Linked DNA regions of Homo sapiens: region 2 is linked to region 1. Evidence: chromatin loops called from intact Hi-C (ENCODE). Cell type or tissue: B cell. All regions are shown on one strand. Links, peaks and the distances in the headings refer to the core of each region. The heading gives the core; the rest is flanking DNA.

Region 1 (2,807 bases), core at 121-2,620:
GCTGGAAGCAGAAAGGCCACTTAGATGGGGCTGGTGTTCTAATATCAGCTGAGGCCAAGAAAATCCTCACCATGCTGGAACAAGGGCTGGGGGCCTTGGAAGAAGCAGGGGAGGGAACATGGCAGGTGGAGTTTGGAATCCACACTTCCCCCTCCCACCTACCTGCCATGGCTGATGCAACATTATGTTCTAGAAGAGGCAATTTAAAAATCACTTTGAGAGCAGGCTAGGTTTCTGTTGTATGTTTTATTTTTTTTCCAGGAGAATAAGTGAGGGAAGCTCAGCAATAAGGAGCCATAGAAGATTGATTTAAAGTTTGATGTGATTGAGTAAAAGCTTGAGACTGGTGGGGAGAAAGTCAAGATGGATGGGAAAGCACATGCACTTCTAGGAGTGGAACATTAATATTGGACAGTCGGAAACCAGAAATCTTTAAGAAAGAGGAAACCTCAGGGGAAGAAAGAGAGGCCATCCTATCCCATAACTTGAAAGTCACAGGAATATTTCAGCCTGCAGGGAATCTTCATTTCCCACCCCATTGTTTACCAAACTTGCACGTCAAAAACAAAAACAAAAAATAAAATGTTGCTTTCATGAACTCTGTTACTCCATTCTCCCATTGCTATAAAGAAATACCTGAGACTGGATAATTTTTTTTTAAAGAGGTTTAATTGGCTCATTGTTCTGCATGCTGTACAGGAAGCATGATGCTGACCTCTGCTCAGCTTCTGGAGATGCCTCAGGAAACTTAGAATCATGGCGGAAGGCAAAGAGGGAGCAGTCATGTCACATGGCCAGAGCAGGAGCAAAAGAGAGAGCAGGGAGGTGCCACACACACTTTTAAACCACCAGATTTCGTGAGAATTCACTCTATTTTGAGGACAGCACCAAGAAGATGGTGCTAACCACTCAAGAGAAACCGCCCCCATGATCCAAATACCTTCCGCCAGGCCCCACCTCCAACACTGGGGATTACAATTAAACATGAGATTTGGATGGAGACACAGAGCCAAACCATATCACGCTCCTTCCCTGAGTCCTTGACCTGGAGTAGATGCCTGGGTTGTCTCCATTTCTCAAATGAGGAAACTGAAGGACTGACATCAGGCCAAGACTAACAGGTACTCACTCTCAGATAGCGCCTGAAAGCTGACACAAGTTCAGTGAGACTGCTAGGACAACCCCCTGCCGTGCCATTAATGTCTGCCCACAAAAACCTCACACCTTTGGCTGGCTCTATCTTCCATGGCCCTCATCTCAGCACCACCTGGGGGTACGATGAAGATGCCATCAGGTGTCGGAGCTCATCTTGTGCTCACAGCTCACAGGACCGCCCCTGTGTCAGATGCCCTTCACTTCTGGACCTCATAACCTCCACCCAGCTCAAGTTGACTTAGCAAGCCCTAACTGTGCATCCTTCATAAGCTGTAAATTGTTACTCAAACCAGCCAAGAGGATGTCACTGCTATTATTATTGCATTACTGTTTTGATATTGCTGTTGTTATTTATAACACTTCCTCAATTTAATTTCTGTTCTCCATTCTATATCATAAACCTCATTCAGGTGGGGCTTCAATCTGTCTTATTATTTCTCTTTTCCTATCACCTAGCGGTACTTGACACATAATTGGTATCCAGTAATATTGGGTGCTTACTTGAATAATTGAATGAATGAATGAATAAATGAGAAAAATAAATGGAATGAATGAGTGCATAGTGTGACCCATATTTGTATTAGATCCTCAATGGAAAAATAATTTATTGCTTTTGTAAAGTGCCTGAGAATTGGCAAAGAGCTTATTGACTGCCTTCCCTATCAGACTGTAAGCCCAACAAGGTGAGGTTTTTGTCTATCTTGTTTATCTCTGTGTCTCAGTATCCAGAACAATGTCTGACACATAGTAGAAGCTCAATAAACACTTGTTCAATAAACATTCACACAGCATCTCCACAAGGCCAGGCACAATCAATTTCCACTGTACTGGTAGAGAATGTGGGGCTCAAAAAGGTAGAATGAAAGCTTGCATACTATAATGGAAAAAACCATAATATTTGGAACCAGAATACCTGGCTTCAAGTCCCATTTATACCACCTACTAGCTATAGATTTGGGAAGATCATTGAAGCCCTCTTGTTCCTACTTTTGGTGTGGTCCTTTGAGGCTGTGGCTTCACTAAGCATTGGACAAATGGAAGTTGCTGTGGTTGATAGTGTTGTCAATGCTGCCTAAACACTCAGAGATAAGACTATTACAATTCTTAGAATGGGTTCTGAAATGAAAGACCTTCAAGAAGCATGCGAAGGCATCTAATATGAATTATAAAAAGGAAGTTGCAGATCTAGAAAACAATGATTGCCTGAACATGCAGAGCTCCCTGAGACCAGCCCTTCAGATGGTCTTCACTCCCTTTCTTGATTAGGAGTCCAGACTCGTGGGTGGTAAGTCTGCCACGAATACCTGGTGTCTAAATTTTAGCATGTCATATTACAGGATCTTGCGTGATAGAGAAAAATGGCAGATTTCTCTTGAGTAACCAGGATGGTTCTAGCTGGTAACTAGAGAAGATATTTCACTCTCTGAGCCTCAGTTTCCTCCTTGTAAGTTGAGAATAACCACACCTATCTTATAGGACTATGGTGAGAGTAAACTCATGCGGTAAACCATGTAGGAAATACCCTAGTTGTGGCCTTCTCCCCTGGGTGGAACTTTACCCTATGAAGGTTTAGCAAATCATTCAACACAATCAAACAGTGGAGTCTAGGGGCAGGCGACATGGCTCCAACCTCGCCTCTGCCTTACTTCGTG
Region 2 (2,807 bases), core at 146-2,645, 60 kb before region 1:
TGATGCCAGGAAGCAGGACTGATGGGGCAAAGAGTGACACCAGGAAGGAGGGAAGGCCAGTGTGAGGGGCATAATGAAGGTTGCTGCTGTCCCAAGACTCACTTCCACAGGGACTCTGGGAAGAGTGCAGACTCACCTGCCATAAGCCTGGAAGGGGAGAGGGTGGGGGTTACCCGGCCCCCTTTCTCCCTTGGCTGAGGGCAACCCCAGGGGTGTGGACACCCAGCCCTTCTGGACTGCATTTGTTTGCCCAGGGCTTAGGGTCCCTGTGGCTTCAGAGAAAGCCGAGGGCTGAGAGCCTGGAGCGGGAAGCCATCAGTGGGCTCACCTAAGAGGGGACGTTTCACCACAGCTGTGGCTGAACTTGGAGCTGGCCAAGGGGCTGGGACAAGTTACGGAGCACCCAAAGCTGTGCTTCAAGCTATAACCTAAACCCCAGGCATTTTTCTCTTACCAACCTTGGAGGAGTATGAAACTAGTCATGCCTGAGGAGACAGGGAGTCGGGGTCCAGGGAAACACCAGGCCCAGTGCAGAAGTGGGGGTGGGGGCAACAAGAGACAGAGGCCCAGAAACAAGGTGAAGTGCTTCATTCACGGTGGACCCAGAAGGAGCCTAGCCTCCAAGAGCCTCCCATGGGTGCTGGAATTCCCTTGTTCACACTGAGGAAGAGGGAGGGCAGGTACATGAGTCTGCTCGGGCTGCCATGACAAAGCACCTCGGGCCCCAGGGCTTTCACAACATACATGTATTTTTTCCCATTCTGGAGGCTGGAAGTCTAAGATCAATGTGTTAGCAAGCTTCTTTCTCCTCTCTCCTTGGCTTGTAAATATCACCTTCTTCCTGTGTCTTCACACAGTTGGTATCTGTGTCCTTATCTCCTCTGCTTATAAGAACTCTAGTCATATTGGACTAGGGCCCACCCTAATGACCTCATTTTAACTTAATCACTCATTTTAACTTTGATATTTAAAGGCCCTATCTCCAAATACAGCCACTTTCTGTATGGGGCGGTGGGGGTTAGGCTTCATCATGAACTGGAGTCGGGGGACACAATTCAGCCCTCTTGCTTTCCTGGGCTCAGAGCTGTCAGCCCTGAGAAGCAGAGGAGAGTCTATTCCAAAGAACAGGCTGGGCAGAGCCTCAGAGAGTGTCTAGACAGATGCCCTGCCAGCCACACTACCCTCTAGGGAGCCAAGCGGAAGCCCAGGCTCACCCACCCCCAGCCACAGAACCAAATAAGGGCTGAGTCAGCGGCTCTTCTTAGAGACCCAGTTTCCTACAATGGTTTCTGTTTCTGCACATCTGGGAGAAATGATTTGACTCTGGGAATGGTTGTGAAATGGGCAAACCACAGTGCAGGCTCACCGCCCTCTGCACCCAGCAGCTTATCCTCTCCTATGGCCCAGCTCTGTGGGGGCAGAGCACTTTTCCCTGTTGGCTAGATGAGGAAGCAGAAGATCTGAAGTTTACTGACTTGCCAAAAGCTCACAGCTAGTTAGTGGCAGACAGGACTCAACCCAGATCTGAGCTGACCCATCTTTAGTGCTCACTCACAGCAGTACCTCTGCTTTTAGGGACATTGATGGCACCTTTTGGCTGCTCCCATCAAATCCGCCACCCAAATCTGAAAGTACCCATTCAGCTACCCATGATACTACTGAGCTACTAGTGCAAACTGGCTTCTCTCAACAGGTGAGCTGGCTAGCAGATAACACTTCCTGCCAGTTATCATAGAAACAAGCGTGGGAGGAAGCAGCATCCTGGTGGCCAGGAAGAAGGTGAGGGAGAACATAGGGCATAGATGCCCATGGTGTCAACTCTCAGACACCTGCCCCAGAGATTTCCAGGAGTCAGGGCATCCCGCAGCCAGCTTGGCCCAGCATTCAGTTAGGAAAGGCTCTCCCTCCTCCCATGCCCAGCCCTCTGCTCCCTCCTCCTCTTAGCCCCGTGGAATGATCCTGTCTCTATTAACCTGCCCATCTCCTTCTGCAGATGGATGTCAACAGGGATTTTCTTGTGGAAAGTCCACAGGGAAAGCCAGCCCTCCCTCCCTGCTGCTGGCATCATTTTCCCACAAAATGTAAAAACAGTCTAGAGAAAGCCAGGCCTGGGTGTGGATCCAGGTTCTACCACCTGCTTACTCTATGCCCTTACTCAAGTGATATAATCTCTCTGCTTCATTTCCTCATTGTAAAAGTGAGACCACAATAGGCCATATCTCACAAGACTGTAATAAGGATTACATGTCTAATTAAAAGAAAAGAGTTCAAGGAAAGGCACAGGGTAAACCCTGAATAAGTGGGAACTCCCTTCCAGACAAACAATCAGATGCCACTGTTAATCTCTGGCTGAGAATTGTTTCCTTTGGGAATTTTTTGAAAACCAAGTGATATGATGGAGACTCTGGACACAGGAACCCTACATTTGGAGCTTTCTCCCAGTTTTACTTCTCCAGCATGCAGTCACTGCAAACCTCAGACCTGGGAGTCTCAGAGGAAGGTAGATTGTCTGCAGAAATGAGAGCTGACTGGGGCCATTAAAGGTGGACAGGCCTGGGAAATGATCTCAAAAGTTTCCTAAGGGTTGATAATTTATTCAGTCACCCAGCAAACATGAGTTGTGCCAGGCACTGCTCTAGGCACTGGAATACAGCAGGCAACATAATTGGCAAAAACTCTTACCTTCTGGAGCTCATGCTCTTCTCATATCATCCAATGGAAAGGCCTGAGGGAACTGTCCACTGATGTCCTCCGTGTGGCAGGTGATGTCCTCTGGCAGGTGACTCAGGATCTTCCAGGGGTAGATG

The links. Peaks named below come from ENCODE experiments on the same cell type or tissue, not always from the same donor. Only the 100,000 strongest peaks of a DNase experiment are listed, where the experiment ranks them.
Region 2: it touches region 1 in a loop (5-fold over the local background); 3 of 110 quality-filtered maps call a loop at or near these places.

What each region holds. Positions count from the first base shown.
Region 1 is chr10:48,573,113-48,575,919 of GRCh38, reverse strand. All of the region lies in intron 2 of ARHGAP22 (Rho GTPase activating protein 22), which reads left to right. Among named protein-coding and RNA genes, the nearest start is that of ARHGAP22, 31 kb to the left of the region's middle. RefSeq lists an enhancer at 891-1,392. In B cell, for the core only: no CTCF peak of the experiment used is centred there; a DNase peak (open chromatin) is centred at 1,319; H3K4me3 peaks cover 1,888 bases; H3K27ac peaks cover 2,500 bases.
Region 2 is chr10:48,632,959-48,635,765 of GRCh38, reverse strand. It overlaps a transcript of ARHGAP22 not described here. Among named protein-coding and RNA genes, the nearest start is that of ARHGAP22, 29 kb to the right of the region's middle. In B cell, for the core only: no CTCF peak of the experiment used is centred there; a DNase peak (open chromatin) is centred at 1,205; H3K4me3 peaks cover 870 bases; H3K27me3 peaks cover 697 bases.